2 separate regions of the Homo sapiens genome follow, and region 1 is linked to region 2. The links are chromatin loops, found by intact Hi-C in ENCODE. Cell type or tissue: sigmoid colon. All regions are shown on one strand.

Region 1 (8,000 bases), 200 kb after region 2:
CCCTACAAACGTTATAAAATTAATTAGGGAGGAGGGGAGAGGGAGAAATGAAAATAAGCTAAGCTTGCAGCACGTTCAGCGTAAACCATGAGGGCAGCTGCTCTCTGACCCCTTTCCTCATAGTTGTTCGTGCCAATTGCCTCCGAGTCACAGAGACCTCGTCAAAAGATTACAGTCCCCATCACTGCTCTATAGGCAGCAACTTGAACATTATAAAATGTTATGTTTTCCAGGTGAGGGACTCTGTTGGGTCCTGCATACGAATGGAACCACTGATGCCAGCTGGTCTGAAGGACCCCACAGGAGCTGACTCACCGAAGAACACAGCTTGTACACCCTGATGGTTTCATCCTCCTTATCCTGACCAATCAACAACCTCAATCTTCTATCCCTCACCCTCCACAATCTCCTTAAAAACCCCAGCTCAGAACTCCTCCGGAAGATGGGTTTGGGGGTCTCCACTCATCCCTTGCTCCATCCCTGTGATCATTAAACTCTTTCTCTGCTACAAATCTTGCTGTCTTGGTGTTACTGCTCTGTTATTGTACAGCGGGCATATGCATCCGTTGGTCCTGTAACACCATTTATGGTGCTTTGTTATAGCAGTCTGTATGGACTAAGACACATAGTTGAGAGGTTCTGTAGAACTATGGGGAAGAGGCAGGAGAAATTTGATTGAAACTGCAAAGAGTTGATATGCATGGCCTCTTCAGAAATGGTAAGTGCACAATGTGTTTTGGTGAAAAGTAATGCAGTAGGAACTTGCCAGTAAGAATGATTCATCAAAATGCAGAGCTACAGTTTGACTCATGCCTAACAGTAATTCTATTTTCCAGACATGCTAGTGATGCCCCTTTGTGCTTCAGACCCTACAGTTATACATTATTTATGCCAAGCTTCAGCTTTTATTATTTAAGTATTCGAAGATTTGCATTTTAAAGGTACTTAGCACTGTACTTGATCCTTCATAAGTGCTGCATAAGTAAATATAAAGTGAATAAATAACTTCCCACTGTAACCACCAGTTTCCTTGCTATGCTCCTGTTTCTTAGTTCCACCTAAGCCACTTGCTATTTGGCAATACAGTAGCCTTGAGTTTGAGTTATAGCTCCAATAAAAGATCTTTGTTCAACTAATTAAGGATGCATTTGTTTGATTTTGGTGATTACTGAGTTAACTATGCAGCAAATTCTTCTGTGATAGAAAATATGTATAAATTGGAAATAAATTTACTCTGTCCACCAGACTGGAGTGAGGTGGCACAATCTTGGCTCACTGCACCCTCCGCCTCCCAGGCTCAAGCAATTCTCCTGCCTCAGCCTCCAGAGTAGCTGGGATTACAGGCGCCTACCACCACGCCTGGCTAATTTTTGTATTTTTAGTAGAGACAGGGTTTCACTATGTTGGCCAGGCTGGTCTCAAACTCCTGACCTCAGGTGATCCACCCACCTCAACCTCCCAGAGTGCTAGGATTACAGGCGTGAGCCACTGCGCCCAGTCAACAAGAACAATTTATCCAAGAACTCTGTTGGTATAACTAAGATTATCTTTTTTATCATATAAAAAATTGTCTTCCTATAATCCGTATGTATAATTGCATAATAACTATAAAATTTGGATGCCTAAGCATTTATGTGTACCAAAGGGTTCATAGAATCAATAATCTGTACTGTTTCCACTGTTCTTCAAGTAGATTTCTAGATTAACTATGAAGTCCAAAGGAAGACTGTCAGCAGGATGATCATTTTTTCTTGCCCACCAGATGCACACTCGCAGCACTCCCCTGCCAGCCCGTATTCCCCCATCCGTTTTCCTCATGCGGAAATTAGGGAAGCAGGAGCGCACAGGGGTCCACAAAGGCTGACAATGAAAACACACTGAAATGTACCTCAAGGTCTCTACTGAGACATTCAGACATTGACTATGATAAGGCTGTGCAGCTGAGGTGCACGAATTTCACGTGTATGCAACATGAGAGATATTTGCAGGAAGTTAAGCTTCACGATGGGAAATGCCTGTGTGGGTGTATTTGTTTGTTTTAAATACTTAAGGATGATCAGAGACTATGGGGGGAAAAGCTGTTCTTCCTAAGAGAAATTCACTCTCATTTTCTAAGGAATTCTTCCCCTTTCCTCTGCTTCCCTGCAGGAAACGTGGAGTGAGACCAAAGCTGTGACTCCAGTCCACACCAGAGCCCAGGAAGACTCCCAGGACCCTGGAGATGCCTGAGGACCAGGGGCTTGTGGTATGCGGGAAGGAGGGTTCTACAGTCACCATGAGGAACAGCAATTGGCTGTAGTAAAATACGGACTGACAAAGGCAGGAAGGCAAAAGGCACCCAGGTTCGCCCAGGTGAGATGAGAGGCCCAGTTCTTCCGAGGTAGGTGTGGTGTCCCTCAAAAGCCCCCAGGGTTCTGTTGTGGGCACCACAGTGTCTGGAAGTGTGTGTGGTTGGCGGGGCGGGGGGGGGGTTTGTCAAGGAAGGGCCTTGAGGCTCATTTCCCCTGCAGCAGCAGGAGCAAGGGGCTGGCACTGGGAAGCCTCGCCCTCGTTGCAGCAGGCAGGTGGGTGGATGGTTGGATGAACAGCATAACCCTGCAGTGAAGTCTGTGGAGGGAACAGAGGTGCATGGATGGAGACATGCACACAGCCCACCAGAGACTGGGAACCCCCACACCCACATGGTCCTCTCATTTATCCAGAAAGGCGAACATCAGGTTTGAGGAGGAATGGAACCTAAAACAAATCTTTTCCCTAAATGTGGAGCTGATGCGACCAGTTGTCTCTGCTCTCCAGTTCCTGTTTCTCACACAGAGCGCACCTACTGACCTGGCAGTGGCTTGTTGGGAGGCGATTCCTTGCATGCCCAAGCCCAATTGCATAGGTCAAGATGAGACCCACTTCTCAGGCTTCAGTTCCCTGCAAATGAAGTAGAACTTAGGACCCCCATACTTCCCAGTGATCCTAGCAGGCGTCACTGGGGTCTCCACTCTTGCCAGTTAACCCAGTTGACCACATTAGGGACTGTCATGCCTCCCCAGTGACAATCTCATAAAGGAGGAAGAGACTGTAGACAGATAAAAGCAGCAGTAGATGAAGCAGATATGCTCTTGAAGATGCATGTTCATGAGAACAGACCCAAATAGACTCAGATGGTCTCACTCCCATTGAGGCTATATAGAACGCATGACAAAGATATACATGATTTTCAAGGCCACTTTTCAAGTATTAAATAAATGTATCACATAGTGATTAAAAAGTGCAATCTCTAATCCTGAGTTTCTGCTGCCCAAAAGATGTCTAATAGTATAATGAGAACATTTCCTCCAGGGCTCAAAGTATGCTCCCTATCAGGTACAGGCCAGACATGAGGCCCCAGTGGTCTGGAGCAGGCAGGAGGTGAAAAACAGGACACACTGTGGAGCAGAGAATACAAATGGGAGGCCGAGGCGGGCGGATCACAAGCTCAGGAGTTCAGGACCAGCCTGGCCACTATGGTGAAACCTGGTCTCTACTAAAGATACAAAAATTAGCTGGGCATGGTGGCACACTTCTGTAGTCCCAGCTACTTGGGAGGCTGAGGCAGGAGAATCGCTTGAACCCAGGAGGCAGAGGTTGCAGTGAGCCGAGATCATGCCACTGCACTCCAGCCTGGGCAACAGAGTGAGACTCCGTTTCAAAAAAAAAAAAAAAAAGAATATGTACGGAGGACACGAGTGATCTCAGAAGAGTCTGCTGAACACTGGACTTGAGCCTGGCACGGAATGCCCAGTCCCGCTCTCCACCCAAAGGAGCTGGACCTCAGATCACCCCAAACCACTCCTGGCTCATGGTGGAGCACACATGTTCCAAAACTTAGGAAAGTGAGGACTGTATTTGGGGCAGAGAAAGAAAAAATGGATCAGGACAACATATGAAAGATCTAAAGAAAATAAGTAAAGGCTTAATTATTGTTTTGAAAATAATTTGTCAAAGTGTTTGAGGTTTTTTTACAGCAAGCTCCATAATTCGGTAACTCAAAATTATGTTCCTAATATAAAAATGTCATTTGGAGGTTTAATTATTTGTAATTTTTATACTTTTTAGTTTTGTAAATTTAAGAGTTCTATTCTGGGTTGATGAAAGTAGAAAATGTAAGGTGTGGGAAAATTACAAAAACAGAGGAGATTCTGAAATAATCCTTAAGAAACCACCTAAATTCCTAGGAGAATTTCACAGTTTCAAAGGCTATGAAATGGGTGGGCTCAGGCCTAGATCTCCAAGGTACAAGGAGAGCCAGGTGACACCTGTGTTCCAGGGGAAGAGAATAGAAAATGGACTGAGGACTGTCTCTGACAGGGTGAGCAGCTGGAGTGGGAAGGAGCGATTTGGGGGACCCAGGAGGGTGGAGGGACTGGGGGCTGGGAGCTGAGGGCGGGGCTGTGCTTCAGCCTCCTCCTCCCACTGCCCCTCCCCCACCCCCAGGAGCCCTTTGTGAGGAGGAGGCCCCAGCTGTGTGATACAAGCCTGGGCCCCAGTCCCTAGTCCCAAAGGGGATGCCCAGAGCTCAGTTGCTTGAAGGCGATGGGAAATCTCGTCATCCCTCTAGGGAAGGGCAGGGCAGGCAGGGTTGAGAGTGGGCAGAGGATTCCACCCCCAGCTCCCAGACCATCTGTGGAGTGCACAGGAGACGACATTGCACTTCAGATGGAGAAAATGCTCTTTCCTCTGAAGAGCCCTAGTGCCACATGGCTGAGCCCTAGCTCCACTCCCTGGATGATGGATTTCATCCTCACCAGTGTGTGTGGCCTAGTGCTCCTCTTCCTATTGCTCCTCTACGTCCACAGTGACCCACCCTCACCCCCGCCCGGGAGGAAGAGGAGCAGCAGGGAGGTAAGGAGTCCTCAGCCCAGCCCCACAGAGAAAGATTCTCTCTTCTTTTCCTCCCCTCATTTCCACTTTTCCTAAGCAATGTGAGACCCTTCTGTGATGGGAAATCTCGTCATCCCTCTAGGGAAGGGCAAGGCAGGCAGGGGTGAGAGTGGGCAGAGGATTCCATCCCGAGCTCATCTGTGGGGTGCACAGGAGGCGTCAGGGCAAAAACCAACACTGGACTCAGTGGCAAGGACCGGGTCAGGAGAGGGGTGAGGTCTCTGTGGGAGGAGAGGCCCCAGCCCTGGCTCATCACCCCCTTCCTGGGGCAGGTGCCTGGGGGCCCAGCCTCCTCTGTATGATCTGGGTGTGATCTGGGAGCTGTGCTGAGCTCCTGAGAGCCTCCCAGTAGAGCCTGGATTCGCCTGTGGCTGCACCCCGGCCACATGTGCTTTTTCCTCCTTCACCACAGCCCCATGGTACCCTGGCCTCCTCTCCATTCTCATCCAAAGCAGAATCCTACTGGCAGCTCAGAGGCGCCTGTGGGCCTGAGCCTAGGTGTTCCTTGAGCGGAGGAGCAGGGACTGGGGACAGCCAGGTTGGAGTCACACAGACAACCCTTCCTTGCATTTCCCTAAGAAGGAAAACAGAAAACATTTCATTCACGGTAAACATGAGTAAAAAGCACACACAGAGCTCCCTGAGCTAGAGGCTGAGAGCCGTGTCCCTCATGAGCACTGCGTGTGTGCAGCTGGTCTGGGGAGAGGAGACTGAGAACTGGTCCCAGCCCCTCATCCTTTCTTGCCTCTCAGCCTCAAAGGGAGAGAAGCGGGAGGTCCAGGAGCAGGAAGATCTCAGCTCTGAAAGGTGAGGCTCTGCTGCCCCCCGGGACTCCCCAGAGGTAACTGAGCTTTGCCTGTCCCTGAGGAAGTCATTTGCAGAGGCCTGAGAGGGAAGCTCCTGGGAGAGAAATCAGAACCTGCGGCCTCCTCAGATTCCCTGCGGGAATGAAGCCACGGGCCTGGGACCGGTATTGCCCATAAGGGGGCGGTGTGGGGAAGGGACCAAGGCCTGCCTGGATATGGGGGGAGGTCAGGGAGGCTCCAGGTCCATGTGGACAGCTGTTCACCTCAGCAATGGCTGACTCCTCTTTGAGACCACCCATTTGCTCTCCCAACAAGATGGTTGTGACACCGATGAGGGGGTGGACGTGGAAGCACTTTTTGCAAATGACAAAGTGCTGCACAGTGGAAACCTTCCTGTCACCATTGGGGCCATGTGGCCTCGGACACAGATGCGAGGGCTTCAGGGTCTAGTCCCCCATGGTGTCCCCTAAAAAGACATCCACTCAGCCTCCATGAGGTTCCCAGGCACCGCCCTCTCCACCATAACCCTGTCTCCTGATTTCCAGCTTGCAGAATCCTCCTGAGGGAGCTGGAGGAGACTCGGGACCTGAACTACCTTCTGGAAAGGTGAGGAGCTTCCCCCTTCTGTCCCTGTCCTCCTTCCTACCAGGGCCTCTGATGCAACCCTACGGCCTGGTGGTGATCTGGGAGGGGGAGGTCCCGGGAAGGGGACAGGAGGGGACTGAAGCCCTGGGGCAGGCTTAGGCAGAGCTTTATGAAGTCAGCAGTTGGGGAGGTGGAGGAACCGGGGGCCCCAGGTGCCCACCCGTCCCAGCTTCCCGGCCCCATCTACCCCTGGCTGCAGCTTGTGCCTCTTGTCTCCTGCAGCCACCTGAGGAAGCTCGCTGGCGAAGGCAGCTCCCACCTGCCCTTAGGTGGAGACCCCCTGGGGGACGTGTGTAAACCAGTGCCTGCTAAGGCCCACCAGCCGCATGGGAAATGCATGCAAGATCCGTCTCCTGCCAGCTTGTCCCCACCAGCTCCCCCAGCTCCTCTGGCCTCCACCCTGTCACCAGGCCCGATGACCTTCTCAGAGCCTTTTGGACCACACTCAACCCTGAGTGCCTCCGGGCCACCAGAGCCCTTGCTTCCCCTAAAATGCCCTGCAACCCAGCCACATGTGGTTTTTCCTCCTTCACCACAGCCGCATGGTCCCCTGGCCTCCTCTCCACCTCCACCCGACTCCAGCCTGGCTGGACTTCAGTGTGGCTCCACAACATGCCCCGTCCCCCAGAGCTCCCCTCTACACAACCAGGTGCTGCCTCCTCCAACCAGGGTGATCTCTGGCCTGGGGTGCTCCAGCGATCCCATCTGGGACCTCTATTGCTGGAGGGAGGCTGCCACCACCTGGGGCCTCTCCACCTACTCACATGGCAAATCCCAGCCACGGCATCTTCCCGACCACACCTCAGAGGCTTCCTTCTGGGGAGACCCCACACCCAAGCACATGGAGGTAGGTGGCTGCACATTCATCCACCCTGACGTGCAGAAGCTGCTGGAGACCCTCATCGCCAAGAGAGCACTGATGAAGATGTGGCAGGAGAAAGAAAGAAAACGGGCCGACCACCCGCACATGACATCACTGGGGAAGGAGTGGGACATCACGACCCTAAATCCCTTCTGGAACGTGTCAACCCAGCCACAGCAGCTGCCCCGTCCTCAGCAAGTCTCTGATGCCACAACCGTGGGGAACCACTTACAGCAGAAACGCAGCCAGCTTTTCTGGGACCTCCCCTCTCTCAATAGCGAGTCCCTGGCGACCACAGTCTGGGTTTCTAGGAACCCTTCCTCACAGAATGCACACTCTGTACCACTGGATAAAGCCTCCACTTCTCTTCCAGGTGAACCTGAGGTTGAGGCATCCTCACAGCTTTCCCAGGCACCGCCCCAGCCCCACCACATGGCCCAGCCCCAACATTTCACTCCAGCCTGGCCCCAGTCCCAGCCCCCACCTTTGGCTGAGATCCAGACCCAGGCCCACCTCTCACCCCCTGTCCCAAGCCTGGGGTGCTCTTCTCCACCCCAGATTAGGGGCTGTGGGGCATCTTACCCTACATCCCAGGAGAGGACACAGTCTGTCATCCCCACTGGAAAGGAGTATCTTGAATGGCCCTTGAAGAAGCGACCAAAGTGGAAGAGGGTTTTGCCCTCTCTCCTCAAAAAGTCTCAGGCTGTTCTGAGCCAGCCCACTGCCCACCTTCCCCAAGAGAGGCCGGCCTCCTGGAGCCCCAAGTCAGCCCCCAT
Region 2 (8,000 bases):
CTGATAAATTTCTAAATAAAGTGTGGGGGTCACACACACACACACGCGCACACACACACACACACATTGAAGGCTTCACAGTTGCTCCATCCAACTTGTCATGCATCAAAATGCAATGGAAATAGGCAGATTCTTAGAGACAGAAAACATCTCTATGGTTGCCAGGGGCTGAGCAAAGAGGGGAATGAATGGCAAGTGACTGCTCACGGGTACAGAGCTTCCTTTTGGGGGTGACACAAATGTTCTGGAAGGAGACAGCAGTGATGGTCCTGCAGCACTGAAAATACACTAAAAGCCTCTGAATTTCACAGTTGAAAATGGTGACTTTGATGTTATGTGAATTTTACCTGAATTTTCAAAGTTTTCATTGGAGATAGAAATAAACATACCGCCAGGCACGGTGGCTCACACCTGTAATCCCAGCACTTTGGGAGGCCAAGGCGGGCGGATCACCTGAGGTCGGGAGTTCGAGACCAGCCTAACCAACATGGAAAAACCCTGTCTCTACTAAAAACACAAAATTAGCTGGGCATGGTGGCTCATGCCTGTAATCCCAGCTACTCGGGAGGCTGAGGCAGGAGAATCGCTTGAACCCAGAAGGCAGAGGTTGCGGTGAGCTGAGATCGTGCCATTGCACTCCAGTCTGGGCAACAAGAGTGAAACTCCGTCTCAAAAAAGAAAAAAAGAAACATATCTTCAGCATGGGTAAAAACTGCACACCGGGGATTAGGAATCTTGAGAATCATTATTTGCCTCTTTTTCTGTCACTCACTGGCTCTTTCTCATCCATGCTCAGGATACGCACCGAGGACTCTTCATCCAGCAGCTCCGACCCACACAGAACCTGCAGCCAAGAATTAAGCTCAAGCTGTTTGGCCACTCGGGATCCGGGAAAACCACCCTTGTAGAATCTCTCAAGTGTGGGCTGCTGAGGAGCTTTTTCAGAAGGCGTCGGCCCAGACTGTCTTCCACCAACTCCAGCAGGTTCCCACCTTCACCCCTGGCTTCTAAGCCCACAGGTAGGAACCTCCATGCTGGCCCCGTCTCTCCAGCAGGTGTTGGCTTCCGCACTCTCTCCTTTCAAGGTCTAGGGGGGAAGGGAGTTGTGTTTGGGTCACTTGGCCTATACTGGACCCTGTGGCCTTAGTGGTTTTCAGGTCCAGGTTGGCTGGTAGCCTTGTGTGTGCTGCCTGTTGTCCAGCAGTAACAGACTGACTTGGCAGTAGCAAAACAAGGGCCTCACTGAAATCACAGCCACAGACACAAAGGTCCATCCTCATAAATGTGCAAACTGCAGAATTTGCACAGTCAGCTTTGGGGACACAGTTGCAAATTGCATTGCATTCTACTCAGGGCTCTGGCCTTAGAGACAAAAAGAGCTCAAACTCAAACAGTCCAAGCATAGCACAGATCCAATAGCAGCCCAAGAAGGGTCCTCAACCCTTATCCTTCTTTCTGGAGTGCTACAGGCAGACCCAGTATTGTAGATACATAGAGCAACAAAAAGGGATTTCCAGGAAGCACCATCCTGCTCAGTTCAAGGTTGGATAGAGGTTTCCAGAGGCTCCTTAGTGGTTTTCAGGGATGGTCTCTCTGGTCACATCCACCCTCCTTGGGAACGTTTGCTGCCTTCCGGGCCTTCCACAGACAGGGTTATTGATTCACATTAGGGGGCTGTCACGAAACACCTGGCAGTGAGCAAGAGAAAATGATGCAATCTTGGGTGTGATTCCAACTGAATCCTCCTTTAGACAGAGCGAGTGAGTTTGTGGAAAGATAAGAGACCTTCCAAGAGTTTCCTAAACCAGGACAGTTTTGTGCTTTGTGCCTTGATTCATTCTCTGTATATGATGTCACAGAAGAGCCAGGTCTGTTCCCCAGGTTGATGCTAAAGTTTGTGTTTCTCTTACGTCCCCTCAGTGAGGGAGGACGCTGGGGAGCATGGGTAGCTGCGGAGAGTTGGCTGAGATTTATATTCCCTTTTCAACTTCTGTTCTCTGAACACAGCTATAGAATTGAAATGAGGAGAAGAAAGAATAACCAAAACAGAGTTATAATTCATATTATTATATTGCTGATACATATGTCAATATTTATAGAGTACTGTGTGCCAGGAACTGGAAGAAATATGGTCTGAAGGACGCCTCATTTAATCCAAGTGACAGCTTCCGAGGTGTTTTTACCGCTATTTCCCTGCAGCCTTGAGGGGTCAGTTGGCTTCTCTGAGGCGCACAGGTGGCAAATCCCAGAACATCTGGTGCCTGAGCCAGTGCTTGTCAATAACACCCTGCATAAGGAATTCACAGGCACACCTTTCCATTTTCCAGTGTGATTTTTTTGTTTTTTGTCTTTGCATATTAAGTTAAATGTTATTACAAAAGAGTCAAAACTTTAAAAAATTTAAAAGTAGATAATGGAAAAAATGTGACAGAAGGTTAAGATTAATTTATTATTAAAGAAAAAAATTTATTTTATTTATTTTTTTTTTTTTTTGAGATGGAGTCTCGCTCTGTTGCCCAGGCTGGAGTGCAGTGGTGTGATCTCGGCTCACTGCAACCTCCGCCTCCTGGGTTCAAGTGATTCTCCTGCCTCAGCCTCCCAGGTGGCTGGGACTACAGGTGCATGCCACCACACCAGGCTAACTTTTGTATTTTTAGTAGAGACGAGGTTTCACCATATTGGCCAGGCTGGTCTCAGACTCCTGACCTTGTGATCCACCTGCCTCGGCCTCCCAAAGTGCTGGGATTACAGGCGTGAGCCACCGCACCTGGCCTCCAGTGTGATTTCTGCTCTAGTTGAGGATTTAAGTGGGGTTCAGTTGCTCCCTTAGAGGGAGGCAGCACGCTCCTGCTGTGGTTAAGGGCACTGCAGCCTGAACCTCTGTGGTTAGGAGGGTGGGATATGAGAGAGAGAGAGAGGTCATGAGCTCATGATCTGGAAAGTTTGCAAGGCCTAAGTGGGTGTGCAGATGATGCCCAGGAGCCCCCATTGTGGAGTCCTGGGAGTCACCTGTGGCTCTGCCCTTGGCCTCAGAGGTGAGGTATCCATGGCCTTGCTTCTCCTCAGTATCTGTGTCTGGTCTTTGCAGCAGGTTCCTGGTGAAGGGTGGCTCTGGGTGACCCTTTTTCTGCACGCCCCACCATGGGGGGAGCATCTTTAGCCAGGGATCGGGGAGGGGGTCCTGGCGCGGGGGCAGAAGCCCCTCTGCATGAGAGCCCTAAGGTGCAGGCACACCAGCTGCTTTCAGCCCAGCCGTGGGGTCTGGGGAGGAGGCAGCTGTCCTGGTCCCTGGGCCCCCACAGTCAGTGCCGCCTGCCCCTGGTGGAGGAAGTGTGCGCTGGTGGTTGCCCCTGAAGCCTGGTGGCTGAGGGATCCCTGGGCAGGAGGCATAGCTCGGCAGCTGGACTTGGAGGTGGATGAGACAGACAAGATGCCCCCATCCCTGGACTGGGCGGGTCACCAGGCACTTGCTGCCCTCACAGCTTGTACATCAGCATCAGACAGCGCCCGGGAAATGCAGAGCAGGGCACAAGCACAGGGCACCGCGAGGGCGGCCTGGGGAGATTGGACTTTGGCAGAGGGTATGTGTGTTGGGGGCCAACGGAGCAGCGTGGCTTTGTTAGACACCCGAGGAACTGCCGCTCCTGAGCATGCCTCCAGGGACTGGGCCTGGTTCCTGAAGCAGCAACACTGTCACCTGCCAGGGGGCACTGCTCGTGCCTGGCAGGCCGTGCTGGGGTCTCTTTCAGGCCAGGGCTCTGGACACCAGTGACCTCTCCTAGAATTGTCAGGCCCTTTTCCCTTCAATGAGAGAGATGCCTACATGGCAACATTTATATCATCAGACAGCAAGAAGTTTGCTTTTAGAATTTTGGCCCTTTTCCACTGCCGTTCTCTTGAGAACGCTGGAGGCCAAGGCTGAGCTCCCAGCCAGGAGACCGGACGGGGTCCCCTCGAAGTTTTCTGTTGCACACATCACTCAGCTGTGGGGACACTGAGGGTTGTGGCTGTTGAGCTGTGGGAAGGAAAACATCCAAGGTCATAGGAGGCATGAATGTCCAGGAAGAGTATTTGAAGAAGCCATTCCTATTCCCGCGGAGAGGAGCCTGCGGGAGGAATTCCCGGTGACCAGGTAAAGTGGGTCTCCTGGGAGCCGTCACGTTACACCGCCAGGGGGCAGTAGCTAACAAAAATGATTTCCTGGGATTTCGGTGCTTCCCCATGAAATTATTGTTTTCATAACACCTTGTACAAAGCCTGTCCTAACCTTTTATCCTCCCAACGAAAACTGTCACCGAGGAGCAGGAATGACTGCCATTTACCAACGTCTGCTCTCATTAAGCACAGGGCCACATGCCACTAAAAGAAGGCTTGTTCCTGACAGGCAGGCACCCAGACACAAATTCCAGGTCACAGGGAAGTGGACAGACCCATTCTTGGGCAACCCAGCAGCTTTTGCAGGCTGGGATTAACAATATGCAGAGAAATACACTAAAATGGCAGCTATGTTGACATCAAGACTTACATCATTTTGCTTTTGTTTTCTATTTACATTCCTATCTGCCAACTTTCCTACAGAAATAGAATATGTGTTGGTGTTTTTAAGAATAAATCTTGCCCTCCTAGTGCCCTTTCTCCTTTCCCTGTACCTAATCCTGCCCTTAGGATCCACTTTTCTTCTCCTCATCCCCTCCGTTGGATACCCCCATTATCCATGTCCAAAGTCTTAACTCTTTGGTCTTTAAGTAAGGGATTACCTTGGTGTTTGGATCGCCTGTTTTAAAGTCAGATACCCAGGTGAAATGGTCACTTCTTTAGTGCCTCGCAATGTCTATTGTATTAATGGTAAACCAATGGTACTGCAGTTAAGATCAATGAATCCCTTCTCCAATGCAATTCGTTCACCAAGTTCTTACAGAGCACTCTCTGTGGGCCCTGGGTCACAGCCCTGACCAGAAAGGCAGCTTCTGCCTGCACAAGCCTGGTGGGAGAGACGGGGAGCAGGGCAGGCCAGTGAGTAACTGAGACAGTGAGGAAGCACAGGCTCTATGCCTAAACGCAGGGGACCCAGACTCTGTTATTCAGCTCCCGTACAACACCCACAAGTTCACCATTGTTTACATAATGTTTCCTTTAAACTGACTCACTTTTTAAAATGTACTAAAATACATTGATTTGAAAATGAAAGTTAATATCCCTATCATAAATGGGAACCCAGTGTCACTGCCATAAGTAAAAATAAATGCAGTGAACAGCAACCAATGTGAATAAAATCCCGCTAAACGCCAATGCCCACACCCTCTTCATTAAAAGGGAAGATGAGCAGGTGTTGAGGAAATGCTAAAATCGGAAGGCCTCAAGTGGAGACTCGCTGCAAGAACAACTGAAAGGCCTTCAAGGGAATTTCAAAAAGGAGTAGCTTTCACAGTGTGTGATTCAGCATTATTTAATGCTATGGCCTGCTACTGTCTGAAATCATTTTCCATTTAACCTGCAATAATAATCTCATGTGCAAGAGAGAGAAGTCGCTCAGTGGGAGCTGGAGGAAGACAGAGACTGCGAGTATCAGCAAAGTAGCAGGAAGTGAGAAGGGAAGAAACCCGACCTCTGCCCTCCCACCCTCTCCACAGCCTCCCGTTGGCTGACCCTAAGCAGAAATCACATGGCAAGCCAGCCTAGAGACACAATCCCTAGGACCAGCCACCCGGGCAACAGGGCGGGGCAGAAAAGGTTGTGGGGAGGTAGAGCAAGCGGAAAAGCCCACAGCCTTGCTGGGAACACTGCTGCCCTGCACGTGTGAGGGCAGACACACTCAGCCTGAAGCCAGAGTTGGGGTGGGGACAGAGGCGTGCTCCAGAAAAGGAAACCTCAGGGCCAGCCTGGGAGGGAGACAGGCACACGCTGCCCCCATCGAGTACTCATGTGATCCTTTCCATCCTGCAGTCTCAGTGAGCATCAACAACCTGTACCCAGGCTGCGAGAACGTGAGTGTGAGGAGCCGCAGCATGATGTTCGAGCCGGGTCTTACCAAAGGGATGCTGGAGGTGTTTGTGGCCCCGACCCACCACCCGCACTGCTCGGCCGATGACCAGTCCACCAAGGCCATCGACATCCAGAACGCTTATTTGAATGGTATGCCCTGCCTGCCCCAAGGGAAGGACCTCAGGTTTCCCTTCAACAGGGTTGTAAGTCATCCCTAAAGGGAGCTTGTCCTGAGCTGTATCTGTCACTTCCAGAAGGAAATCCAACACAGACTGATATTCAGAGTGAGCCAGGACTGAAGCATGGCTGGCTACCATCCCTAAACAGTGAAATTAAACACTGGGGTATTGTCAGCGCCTAGTAAAGCACTTGGCATACAGTAAGTGCTTGATAAATGACTGTGGAGTAAATTAATAATATTTGTACATATTTATGGGGTACGTGTGATATTTCATTGCGTGTATAGAATGTGTATGTAATGATCAAGTCACATTATGTGAGGTGTCCGTCACTTTGAGTTTTTATCATTTCTATGTGTTGGGAACATTTCAAGTCCTCTCTTCTAGCTATTTTGAAAAATACAACGCATTGTTAACTATAGTCACCCTATTCTGCTATTGAACACTGGAATGTATTTCTTCTATCTAACTGCATGTTTGTACCCATTAACCAACCTATCTTCATTCCCCTCTCCACACACACACACAGCCTTCCCAGTCTCTGGTATCTATCATTCTACTCCCTACCTCCATAAAATCAACTTTTTTAGCTCCCACATGTGAATGAGAACATGCAGTATTTATCTTTCTGTGCCTGGGTTATTTGACTTAACATAATGACCTCCAGTTCTATCCATGTTGCTGCAAATGACGTGATTTCATTCTGTTTTATGTCTGTGCATAAATAGTGTTCTGTTATGTGTATACCACGTTTTCTTTATTCATTTGTTCCTTGATGGACACTTAGGTCAATTCCGTATCTTTGCTATTGTGAATAGTGCTGAAGTAAACATGGGCGTGCACGTATCCCTTTGATATACTGATTTCCTTTCCTTTGGAAAAATGCACAGTAGTGGAATTACTAGATCATATGTTAGCTCAATTTTTAGTCTTTTTGAGAAATCTCCATGCTATTTTCCATAATAACTGTACTAATTTATATTTCTACCAACAGTATATAAGAATTCTCTTTTCTCTGCATCATTGCCAGCTTCTGCTATTTTTTTTTTGTCTTTTTAATAATAGCCATTCTGATTGGTGTAAGAGGGTGTCTCACTGTGGTTTTGATTTGCATTTCTTGGATGATTAGTGATATTGAACATTTTTCTCATTTACCTGTTGGCCATTTGTATGTCTTCTTTTAAGAAATTTCTATGCAGGTTCTTGCTCATTTTTGTTTTCCTTTCTTTTTCAACTTGTATTTTAGATTCAGGGGTCCCTGTGCAGATTTGTTACCTGGTCATATTGCATGATGCTGAGGTTTAGGGTACAAATGATCCCTCCCTCCCACCCCCTCTAGTAGTCCCCAGTTACTATTGTTGCCATCTTTACATCCATGAGTACCGAATGTTTAGTACCCCCTTATAAGTGAGAACATGCCATATTTGGTTTTCTGTTCCTGTGTTAATTCACTTAGGATAATAGCCTCCAGCTCCATTCATGTTGCTGCAAAGGACATGATTTTCTTCTTTTTTATGGCTTCATAGTATTTCATGATGTATATGTATCATATTGTCTTTATCCAGTCTGCCATTGATGGGCGCCTAGGTTGACTCCGTGTCGTTGCTGTTGTGAATAGTGCTGCAATGAACATACTAGTGCATGTGTCTTTTTGGTGGAACAATTTGTTTCCTTTCGGATATATACCCAGAAATGGGATTGCTGGGTCAAACAGTAGTTTTAAGTTCTTTGAGAAATCTCCAAACTTCTTTCCACAGTGGCTGAACTTATTTACATTCCCACAACGTATAGGTGTTCTCTTTTCTTCACGCCCTCACCAGCATCTCTTGTTTTTTTGTC

The links. A loop is a pair of places that touch in the nucleus more often than their neighbours do. Peaks named below come from ENCODE experiments on the same cell type or tissue, not always from the same donor. Only the 100,000 strongest peaks of a DNase experiment are listed, where the experiment ranks them.
Region 1: a loop joins it to region 2, with 4 times the contacts of the local background. A loop is called at or near these places in 4 of 110 quality-filtered maps.

Annotation. Positions count from the first base shown.
Region 1 is chr9:87,878,329-87,886,328 of GRCh38, forward strand. It overlaps SPATA31E1 (SPATA31 subfamily E member 1), which reads left to right and starts at 4,549. Exons shown (of 4, transcript NM_178828.5): 1 at 4,549-4,872; 2 at 5,664-5,718; 3 at 6,263-6,323; 4 at 6,585-8,000. The coding sequence starts at 4,564. The region is part of intron 3 of LOC497256 (a long non-coding RNA gene); the gene reads right to left. It overlaps LOC124902199 (a long non-coding RNA gene), which reads left to right. Exons shown (of 2, transcript XR_007061645.1): 2 at 234-512. In sigmoid colon, no CTCF peak of the experiment used is centred here; no DNase peak of the experiment used is centred here.
Region 2 is chr9:87,680,608-87,688,607 of GRCh38, forward strand. DAPK1 (death associated protein kinase 1) reads left to right here. Exons shown (of 26, transcript NM_004938.4): 20 at 797-1,019; 21 at 5,944-6,132. Among named protein-coding and RNA genes, the nearest start is that of CTSL, 42 kb to the right of the region's middle. In sigmoid colon, a CTCF peak has its summit at 4,168 (motif pointing right); DNase peaks (open chromatin) are centred at 3,372, 4,146 and 5,747; H3K27ac peaks cover 882 bases.